Regions from separate parts of the Homo sapiens genome. Here region 2 is linked to region 1. The links are chromatin loops, found by intact Hi-C in ENCODE. Cell type or tissue: mammary epithelial cell. All regions are shown on one strand. Links, peaks and the distances in the headings refer to the core of each region. The heading gives the core; the rest is flanking DNA.

Evidence for each region. Peaks named below come from ENCODE experiments on the same cell type or tissue, not always from the same donor. Only the 100,000 strongest peaks of a DNase experiment are listed, where the experiment ranks them.
Region 2: a loop joins it to region 1, with 20 times the contacts of the local background. A loop is called at or near these places in 24 of 110 quality-filtered maps.

The regions. Positions count from the first base shown.
Region 1 is chr3:52,679,249-52,684,626 of GRCh38, forward strand. PBRM1 (polybromo 1) reads right to left here. Exons shown (of 32, transcript NM_001405607.1): 2 at 326-478. The coding sequence starts at 463. Among named protein-coding and RNA genes, the nearest start is that of PBRM1, 4.0 kb to the right of the region's middle. In mammary epithelial cell, for the core only: a CTCF peak has its summit at 2,961; a DNase peak (open chromatin) is centred at 2,933; H3K27ac peaks cover 801 bases.
Region 2 is chr3:52,425,856-52,431,233 of GRCh38, forward strand. No RefSeq gene overlaps it. Among named protein-coding and RNA genes, the nearest start is that of SEMA3G, 17 kb to the right of the region's middle. RefSeq lists enhancers at 2,111-5,260, 2,839-2,938 and a silencer at 4,118-4,278. In mammary epithelial cell, for the core only: a CTCF peak has its summit at 2,853 (motif pointing right); a DNase peak (open chromatin) is centred at 2,866.

The sequences.
Region 1 (5,378 bases), core at 149-5,148:
CCCGCCTGGAATCTAAGTTCCATGTGAAAAATGGGCTTGTTTCCACATGGCTATATCCCAACCATGAGAACAGTGCTTGTCACATGATAGTCACACAGTTATTTGCTGAATTAATATATGATGTAACATACTGAAATTATTCATAAGATCACACTATTACTCTAAGACTTAGCTGAATACATAATGTTCATAAAAGAAAAGACTATTAATCAAGAGAATCTTAAAAAAGTGGAGATGCCTTGCATCGTAACAATTTTACCATTAAAGGGAAGATAGGGGAATTGTGGGAAGAGCAGGCAGAAACCATGTAATCCAAGTTACTCACAGGATCTACAGTTGGAAGATTGGAAAGTCTCCTCCTTTTCCTGCTTGGGCCTGGTGTTGACACAGAATGGTGCCCATCATCAAAGTCCCCGCTGACACTGCTGGAAGGGGAGGTAGCTCTTCTTCTCTTGGAACCCATGGAATCCAACTTCTTCTATAAGAAATAATCAGCCATGTTCTTACATTTAAATAGACTCTGTCACCAAGTCTTCAGCTGGACACCTGCTACCAAACTCCTGGCTCACTTAGGAGGATATTTTAACGTGTTGTAGTTTAACTAGCTATAAGTTTTTTTTTTTTTTTAAGCCCTGGACTTCCTTGTTTTAGTCTTTCACTTACCAGAATGCTATACTTCCAATTTTGATGGGACAAATTCAACAAAAGCATATTCATTTGTATATCAGCAATCTTGAATGACTCAACTTCTGGCTCCAAATTTGGCCTAGAGTTTCCCAACCTATATGTAGCAGTACATTAGTGTGCTGAAGGTATTAAGCCTTCAGCCCATGAGGCAGTCAGGCAGGCCTGGGGTACAGAGGCCCCAAGGTATCCACCTCTGGAGTCAGCACCTCATCTGCTTCTCTATGTGCCTTACAATTATGATCATTTGCTAGGTGGGCCATCATGTGGAAAAGAGCAAGAAGCAGAGCCCAGGACAAATGAGTAGTGCAAAAAGGTAAGGGGACAGAGGACAATTAACCTTCTAGCACTTTAGATGTACTCTAAAATTAAAACCCTGAAAATGAATGTTCTCCATTCATTAAAACAGGATCCACAAGACATATCCCTGGAAAACACTTAATGAGACTTGCTATACCTAGACAGAGGTACAAACTATCCTTTGAAACTCTTCTGTTAATTCAAACTAATCACCTTTTAGTGATATGACATACTCTAACTATAACACGTACTCTATTTAACTATAACAATTTTAACTATAACTCTATTTACAACACAAGAAATGCAACCACTGAATGATCTGCTACAGATAGTATATACCCAAGAAAGTCCTGCAATGCTTATATTGCAATACAATCTAACAATACTATCAAATAGTATATTGTGATTTGAAAGGCCTTTTTCTTTCTTTCTTTCTTTCTTTTTTAGGTGGAGTCTCGCTCTGTCACCAGGCTGGAGTACAGTGGCACGATCTCTGCTCACTGCAACCTCCCTCCACCTCCCAGTTTCAAGCGATTCTCCTGCCTCAGCCTCCAGAGTATCTGGGACTAAGGCGTGTGCCATCACACCCAGCTAATTTTTGTATTTTTAGTAGAGACGGGGTTTCACCATGTTGGCTAGGATGGTCCCAATCTCTTGACCTCGTGATCCGCCCGTCAAAGGCCTTTTTCTAAAGCTAAAAGAAAAAAAAAGATCCCAGTTTCACTCATCAACACTGAAGGTATTGATCCTTCAGCCCCTGAGGTAGTCAGGCAGGCCTGGGGTTCAGAGGCCCCAAGGTATTCACTTCTTGAGTCAGCACCTCATCTGCTTTTCCATGTGCCTTACAATTATGAGGAACCTCATAGAACTAGAGTACCTCATAATTGTAAGGCACATGGAAACACTGAATTTCAGGACACTACGACACCAGCAGCTGAATGATTAGAACAGGAGAACACTGGTTGCCAGCAGTATGGAAAGAAAGGTTGGGGATCTCCAGGAAACAGAAAGAAGGAGCAAAAGAATCACATTTGAAAATCCTGGTGAGCAATTAAGGAAAAAGAGAAGTCTCAGATCTCTTTTTCCAAACTAAAGTCCACATGGTGTTTAAAACAAAATCTACCACGATGATGTTCCTTACTCTAGGCTTCGGTTTGTTATACAGTATTATTAGTTTGAAGTTGGCTAAAAGTAGTTAAAATCGTCAAAAGGCTTAGCCAAAACTTAGCCAAGTTTTGCTGATTTTTGTTCATTTTATAAAAAGCTGATCAACAGGACTCAATTCATTAAGATAAATTAAGGACCAATCCCTTTTAAACAATCTATGACAAAGACACAAGTGAATTTGATGAACATAAGGAGGGAATCTTTGTGGAAAGGATAACAAAAATTTAAGAAAGGTGGAAGGAAAAAGTCAAGGAAGGACAGAAAAGGGAAAGGGTGTAGATAATCAGTAATTTACCAGCTTTACCAGAGCACAACCAGCGCCTCGAAAAGCCAGTCTCCTCATTATGTCTGAAAGCCAAGTGAAGCCAGTGGGAGAAGGAAGGGCTTTAGAAGTGCTGATTCAGTGTTAGTATATTCAAAACTGAAAAAGAAGAACAAGGCAGAGAAGGGGGAAATAGAAAAGAAGGGTCAGAAGGAGTAAAAATGAGTACGAATAGATAGAAAACATTCAAATAGAACTGCTAAAGAAAGATAAAGAGAACTGGAGAAAACAGGCATATCAGTTCTCTTGTACCTATCAAACAAACTGCTGCAAAGGCTCAGGCACTAACAGTACCTGACAGTTCTTCCATTTTAAAACCAAATGCTTTCATATGTTTAAAGATGTCTCATTGAGGTTCCCCTTTACTCACATTAGGAATGACTGTCAATTCCAGGAATGAGGCATGCCTGCCCAACTGCCCCCTAGTCAATAAGAGCAGAGTTCAATCACAGAGCTGGAATGGAGAGTGAATACATGTGGGAGGCTCACATGTGACACCAAGTGTTGGCAAGCTGGAACAAACCAAGAATGGCTCATGTGAGCAAAAGGTCTGGAAAACACCCTCCCCCACAAAAAAAAAATTCAGAGAAAGAACATTTATTTCCAAAAGTCCTATCTGCATTGGAGACACCATATAAAAATTTGACAAGGTTAAAAAAAAAAAAAAAAGGGCCAACCATTTTGGCAGGAGTTCAAAATTACTTTTATAAATAATCCACTGAAAATCAAATGACAAAAAAATACATTATCAGCATGTGTATGTCGTTCGGATGACACAATATCCCAATATCCTTGAATCATTAATTTACTTTGGTAAGATAAGAAAAAGTTTCAACTTAAGGATAATTTTCAAGTATTTTCTTATCCATGGGACACATTTTAAAATGTATTTTGAAAGTCTGACAAGAAGGGCAATGTTATAAGGTGGGAGAAACAACAGGACCTTTGCTCCTAAGACCAGAATAGGAGTCCTAAGTCTTCCACCTCTGATTATCAGCTTGATGTTGTCTGATTAGTTGATGTAACCTCTCAGATCTGTTTCATCTCTAAAATAAGAACGTAATGCCGGGAGTGGTGGGTCATGCCTGTAATCCCAGCACTTTGGAAGGCCGAGGCCAGTGCATCACTTGGAGTTCGAGACCAGACTGGCCAACGTGGTGAAACCCTGTCTCTACTAAAGAAAAATACAAAAATTTAGCTGGGTGCGGTGGCTCATGTCTGTAATCCCAGCGCTTTGGGAGGCTAAGGCGGATGGATCACCTGAGGTCAGGAGATCAAGACCATCCTGGCTAACACGGTGAAACCCCGTCTCCACTAAAAATACAAAAAAAATTGGCTGGGCTTGGTGGCACGCACCTGTAATCCCAGCTACTTGGGAGACTGAGGCAGGAGAATCGCTTGAACCCGGGAGGCGGAGGTTGCAGTGAGCCGAGATGGCACCACTGCACTCCACCCTGGACGTCAGAGCAAGACTCTGTCTCAAAAAAATAATAAAAAAAAAAATTAGCTGGCTGAGGCAGTGCATGCCTGTAAACCCAGTTACTTGGGAGGCTGAAGCATGAGAATTGCTTGAACCCAGGAGGCAGAGGTTGCAGCAAGCCGAGATCATACCACTGCACTCCAGTCTGGGTGACAGAGCGAGACCGTCTCAAGAAAAAAAAAAAAACAACATAAAGTGAAATCACTTCTGCATGTTCCCCAGGCACAGGAACAGCATATTCATTTTTGTAGACCTGTCTTACAGGATAGTATTTGGTATAGGTTATGTGCTCAGTTTATCTTTTAATAAATGTATTAAAAGTGCACTTAGGGCCAGGCACAGTGGCTCATGCCTGTAATCCCAGCAATTTAGGAGGCTGAGGTGGGCAGATCACCTGAGGTCAGGAGTTCAAGACCAGCCTGGCCAACACGGTGAAACCCCGTCTCTATCAAAAATACAAAAAATTATCTAGGCAAGGTGGTGGCATGCACCTGTAATCCCAGGCACTCGAGAGGGTGAGGCACGAGAATTGCTTGAACCAGAGAGGCAGAGATTGCAGTGAGCTGGGATTGCGCCACTGCACTCCAGGCTGGGGGACAGAGTAAGACTGTCTCCAAAAAAAACAAAAAAAAAGTGCACTTGAGACCTTCAAAAAAAAAAGTTTATTTGTATAGTTTAAAAGTCCTCAGCCAGGCACAGGGGCTCATATCTGTAGTCCCAGCACTTGGAGAGGCTGAGGCAGGATGACCGCTTGAGGCAGAGAGTTCAAGACCAGACTGGATAACATAGATTGATCTTTTCTCTACAAAAATTAAAATTAGCTGGGTGTGGTGCTGCACATCAGTAATCCCAGCTACTTGGGATGCTGAGGTGAGAGGACTGCTTGAGCCTAGGAGCACAAGGCTTCAGTGAGCCATGATCACTTTACTGAACTCCAGCCTGGGCAACAAAGTCAGACCTTGTCTCAAAAAAAAAAAAAAAAAAAAAAAAAAAATGCCTGTAAGCATCCCTTCAGCAATTTTGTCTTTCCATGAAGAGGAAAGACAGATTCCAGAGTTCAATGCCAAGTTTTAAAATGGCCTTGATTACAGTTACAAGTTCAAAAGTCTAACAATCAATAATTTATAGTGGACAGTTAAGAATACTTAATAATGTGCAACTGGGAGAATATCGACTTACTATAGACAAACAGTGTATTTCGACCGTTTATGAACTTTAGCCCTCTCCTATATTTCTAGTAATATTTAGCAATACAATACATGTTTAAAACAAAATCTTGGAAAACAGGACTCAAAGGAAAAAAAACACCTATAAACCTACTTCCAAGAAAAAAACCACTCTTAACGTTGTCATTCGGTTTTTGGTATTTATGCCTTAGTTACCTATTATTTTTTACCAAAATGTTAACAAACCACATATATTATT
Region 2 (5,378 bases), core at 181-5,180, 250 kb before region 1:
TTGTATTTTCAGTAGAGACGGGGTTTCACCAAGCTGGTCAGGCTGGTCTCGAACTCCTGACTGCCTCGGCCGCCCAAAGTGCTGGGATTACAAGCGTGAGCCACTGCACCCAGCCCCTTTTTTTTTTTTTTTTTGAGTCAGGGTCTCACTCTGTTCAGTGGCATGATCATGGCTCACTGCCCCGACCTCCCTGGGCTCAGGTAATCCTCCCACCTGAGCCTTCCAAGTAGCTAAGACTATAGGCATGCACCACCATGCCTGGCTAATTTTTTTTATTTTTTTTTAAGAGATGAGGTTTCACCATGTTGCCAAGGCTGGTCTTGAACTCCTGGGCTCAAGGGATCTGCCCACCTTGGCCTCCTAAAGTGCTGAAATTACAGGTGTGAGCCACCACACCCAGCCAGCTTCTTTCTTAAATAAGCTTTTAATTTAGAATAGTTTTAGACTTACAGAAACATTGTAAAGATAGTATAGAGTCCCCATATATCCCAAACCTAATTTCTCCTACTATTAACACATTAGTATAGCAAATTTGTCACAATTAAAGAACGAATATTGATACATCATTATTAACTAAAGCCCAAATTTTATTGAGATTTTCTTGTCTTTTCTGTTCCAGGATACCACATTGCACTGTGTCGTATCTCCTTCGGTTCCTCTTGGCTGTGATGGAATGGCAGACTTCCCTTGATTCTGAAGACCTTGACACTTCTGAGGAGTACTGGTCAAGTATTTTGCAGAGTGTCTCTTAACTGGGATTGTTCTGATGTTTTTCTCATGATTAGACTGGGGTTATGGGTTTTGGAGGAAGACACAGGAGAAGTGCCATTTTCATCACATCATATCAAAGTTACATAGTATCAGCATGACCTGTCACTGTTGAGGTTGACTTTGATCATTTGGCTGAGGTAGGTTTTGTCAGATTTCTCCACTGTAAAGTTACCCTTTTTCCCCCTTTTCTTTTCTTTCTTTTTCTTTTTTTTTTTTTTTTAGATGGAGTTGTACTCTGTTGCCCAGGTGGGAATGCAGTGGTACAATCTTGGCTCACTGCAACCTCCGCCTCCCGGGTTCAAGCAATTCTCCTGCCTCAGCCTCCTAAGTAGCTGGGATTACAGGTGTGCACCACCACACCAGCTAATTTTTTTTTAGTAGAGATGGGGTTTCACCATGTTGGCCAGGCTGGTCTCGAACTCCTGACCTCGAGATCCACCCACCTCAGCCTACCAAAGTGCTGGGGTTACAGGTGTGAGCCACCGCACCCAGGCTTTTCCTCTTTTCATACTGTACCTTCCAAAGGGAAGTCACTATGTGGAGCCCACAGTTAAGTAGAGGTTTTTATGCAACTCCTCCTTGAGGATGGAGTATCTACATAAATTATTTGGAATGGTTCTGCATGGGAGATTTACCTATTTTATTCTCTCCTGCTTATTTATTTAGCCAATCTTTTTTTTTTTTTTTTTTTGAGACGGAGTTTCGCTCTTGTTGCCCAGGCTGGAGTGCAGTGGTGCGATCTTAGCTCACTGCAACCTCTGCCTCCCGGTTTCAAGTGATTCTCCTGCCTCAGCCTCCCAAGTAGCTGGGATTACAGGCATGCGCCACCATGCCTGGCATTTTGTATTTTTAGTAGAGAAGGGGTTCACCAGGTTGGTCAGGCTGGTCTCGAACTCCTGACTTCAGGTGATCCACCCACCTCGGCCCCCCAAAATGCTGGGATTACAGGCGTGAGCCACCATGCACAGCCTATTCAATCATTTAGTATGGACTCCTGGACTTTGGGTTACAATGTAATAATACTTTATTTTGTTGCTCAAATTGCTTTGGCCACTGGGTGTTCATGTGTCCTTTTCACACATCCCCATCACTGTGTGTCTGGTTTTGTTTTGTTTTGTTTTTGAGCACTTTTTTACTTTCTGACACTGCAAGATGCCCCAAGCTCATCTTCTTTTAAATGCCTGTTTCATGACAAACACATGTTTAAAATTTTTAATACCTATTTTCATAACTGATGTGTCTTATTAGAATTAATTACTGTTTCATAACTTAGGAGCTGGGACAAATCAGTTCACTTAGGGATAGTAGAAATAGATGTTAAATAAAACTTTCCCAAAGCACCTGCTCCCCTTCCTCTAATCATTACCTTTACGGGAACCGTAAACTAAGGCCAGAAACCTCAGATTTTCCTTCAGCTTCCCTCTCTGTTCAGCCAACCTCTTTGTTGTCAGTTCGACTGTTTTTCAAATGTTTGCCTTCCTCTCCTTCCCATTGTCAGTGCTCAGCTCAGACCTTGATGCCTCATAGGATGGGCAGCAAAAGTCTGCATGGTTTCCTGTGTCCACTTGCTTCTCTGACACATCCACCCTTTTCCCTTCTGCCAGTTACCATAAAACATGTGCTAACTCTTTGCTCAGGATGGCCCTGCTGAGATTGGCATTCAAGACCTTCTACAAACAGGGCCTTCCATAGCTGCATCTCCCAGGACATCCCACCCACAGGCCTTCTTCTCTGGCTGCCTCAGAACACTGGGCCCGGGCCTGGGGTGCTCAGCCTGGAGAGTCCTGGCATCCATCTTCAGCCTGTTAAACACAGCCTAAGGGCTACTTCTTCATCTCTAGGCACTCTTACTGTCTCTGTTTGTACCCCCTGTTATAGCCCATGTCATTCTCTGTCTGTCCTACAGTTATGGGTCTGTCTTTCCTGCTAGATCAGAAGCTCCAGGGACCTGTCTGTCTTATTAACCTTTCTTCCCCTCATGATGCCTGGCCCAGGACTCCACGTTCAGAGGCAGTTTAATGTCTACAGAACTGATGGATGCTCCATACCCTGTATTCATAAGCCTGTGTTTTGCTGCCAAACACCAGAGGGCACTGTTAGCATGTCGATGAAGATTATAAACCCTCAGACCTGGAAGGCTGGGAAAGGCTTATGAAAATCTTGCTTCTGTTTTGGGATTACATAAGACTTATTGCGCCTCAATTGTTCTAAACACATCTGTTCGAGTTTATTCATGAGGCACGTTCCTGTTGGGGTTAGAGATGAGTTTGAAAGCTCCCCGTCACAGGTCAAATCCTTAGACAAGACTGCCTTCATAGTCTCTCCAGACCCAAAGTGGCTCTCCTAACCCACCAAAAATATCTCCCAATTACTCATTGAGAGGCATCCAGATGCCCTCTCCTCCACCAAAAATGGCGACTGCCAGTCCCAAGGGGGAATGTGTGATATGGTTCTATTCCTTTTCTGCCCCACCCTCCTCCCACATGCACACATGCACAGGTACCTGTCCACACGAATGCACACTCACTGCCATCAGGACCTCTGGGTGGTGGCTCAAACGGTGGCTCAAAGGCTCTAGCCTCTATGGGCAGGGTGGGAGGATGCTATGAGAAGCAGCACCTCCACTGGCCCTGACCCCAGGGAGACAGCATCAGTTTCCCATGTGCTCCCAGTCACAGCATCATGGGGGCCCCCAGGTGTGAGAAGTCTCCCTAGTGACTAAGCCAGGGAGCTCCATTCCAAAGGAGCTGGCTATTTGCAAAGGTGTCATGGCTTGTACATTTTTCCAAAAAATGACAGAAAAACTGAAGAACTGATTTTTTTCCCAAAACAAAAAACCCTTGCCCTCACTTCTCCCTAGCAAACCTGCTCTAACCCTGGGATCCCTGAGCAACATGACAGCATGAGGTCCAGATGGAAGGGGTAAGCCCCAGGAGCCCCTTCCCCTTGTCTTTGGTGTAAACTGGCTTCTTGACCCTGCCCTGCACACACCCCTAATAAACAGGAAGGCATCCGCGCCATTAGTATCCATCCTTTTCAGAGCATCTGAGACCTGTCTGGACCATCAAAGCCATCCCCAGCCCCCAGGAGCCTACTGGAGGAGACACCAGCCTCGCCAAAACAATTCTCCATTGTGTTCTTCCCCTTAGAAATCATGGGTTTGTAAACAGGCCCTTACATTTCAGCAGGTCCTGCCCTGGCTTTGTGCTGGTGTGTTGTTTTTTCTTCCCTGAACAATGTCCTTTCCAGTAGGGCCAGCCGTTCACACCATTGTCTGAGACCCTTGGACTACAGGAAACATCACCAGATTCTTATCAGTTGGGGGCAGGAGTGGGGGGGTGAACAGATGAGATCATGTCCACAGAGCAAGTGGCTGGTGTGCCACGTCATTCCCCATGCCTTCATCTGTGAGAGCAGAGCCCGCTCGCCCTCCATCAATCTGGGCTTCATGTGTCCAGAGTCCAGTCCCCTCTATTTGGTGGTAGACACCTGGACTCTGTTCCAGGCCTCTGTTGAGTCACTTTGGAATCCTATCAGTCTGCAACTGTCCCTTTGCCCTGGTCATTCCTCACAGCAGTGAAACAGGCCCTTTTGGGTGGATTAGGGGGTACTCTGGTCATCATACTCTCCGGGGTAAAGAGGTCAAGACTGGTCAGCTGAGTCCTCCCATCAGCAGTGTCCCTGCGTGCAGGCTATTAGCTAGCTGCTGGAGGCCTGGCCCAAAGACAGCCCCATATCCCTTACACCGCCTCCCTGGAGACTTTGCAGCAGCCCTCATCCTCAGTGGAGAGTAATTTTTTTAAAGGCTTCATGAGGAACCAGGAGTTTCCTTAATGGAAGTCCAGCAAGGAAAGTGAAAGGCTTCATTAGGATGCAGTCTCTAAGGGAGAGGGGCCCAGTAGTGGTACCCCCAGCAAAGGTGGCCAGGGACTGGGCAGTGGGAACGGGCACAGGGCCACAGCTGCCTTGCCTCGTCTCCTGTACATCCGAGGGATGGCTGAGTACGGAAGGAGAGCCAGGGTGCGGCCCAACAATTCCCAGGCACCTTATCAGATTTTTATCTATTTATTTATTTATTGAGACAGAGTCTTGCTCTGTTGCCCAGGTTGGAGTACAGTGGCGTGATCTCAGCTCGCTGTAACCTCTACCTCCCGGGTTCAAATGATTCTCGTGCCTCAGTCTCCTGAGTAGCTGGGATTACAGGTGTGTGCCACCAGCTAATTTTTGTATTTTTAGTAGAGAAGGGGTTTCACCATGTTGGCCAGGCTGGTCTCGAACTCCTGACCTCAGGTGATCCACCTGCCTCGGCCTCTGAAAGTGATGGCATTGCAGGTGTGAGCCATCGTGCCTGGCAACCTTATCAGATATTGTGTCCAAACCTAGCCCTACCCACTGTCCCTCTTTCCGAGTTTAGAGTCTTAGAAGACCCTGGGAATTTGTTCCTGGTGTGTGTTGAACTTTATTCTTGTAGAACCCACTGCAATCCAAGACTTAGGTGAGGCTGGGATGGGACCTTAACTGGGATGGAAATTGGGCTATTTCTGAGCAACTACCCCCTAGCTCTAAGATGTGGTTGGCCAGAGGTGCCTCTGTTTGCTGGATTTCCA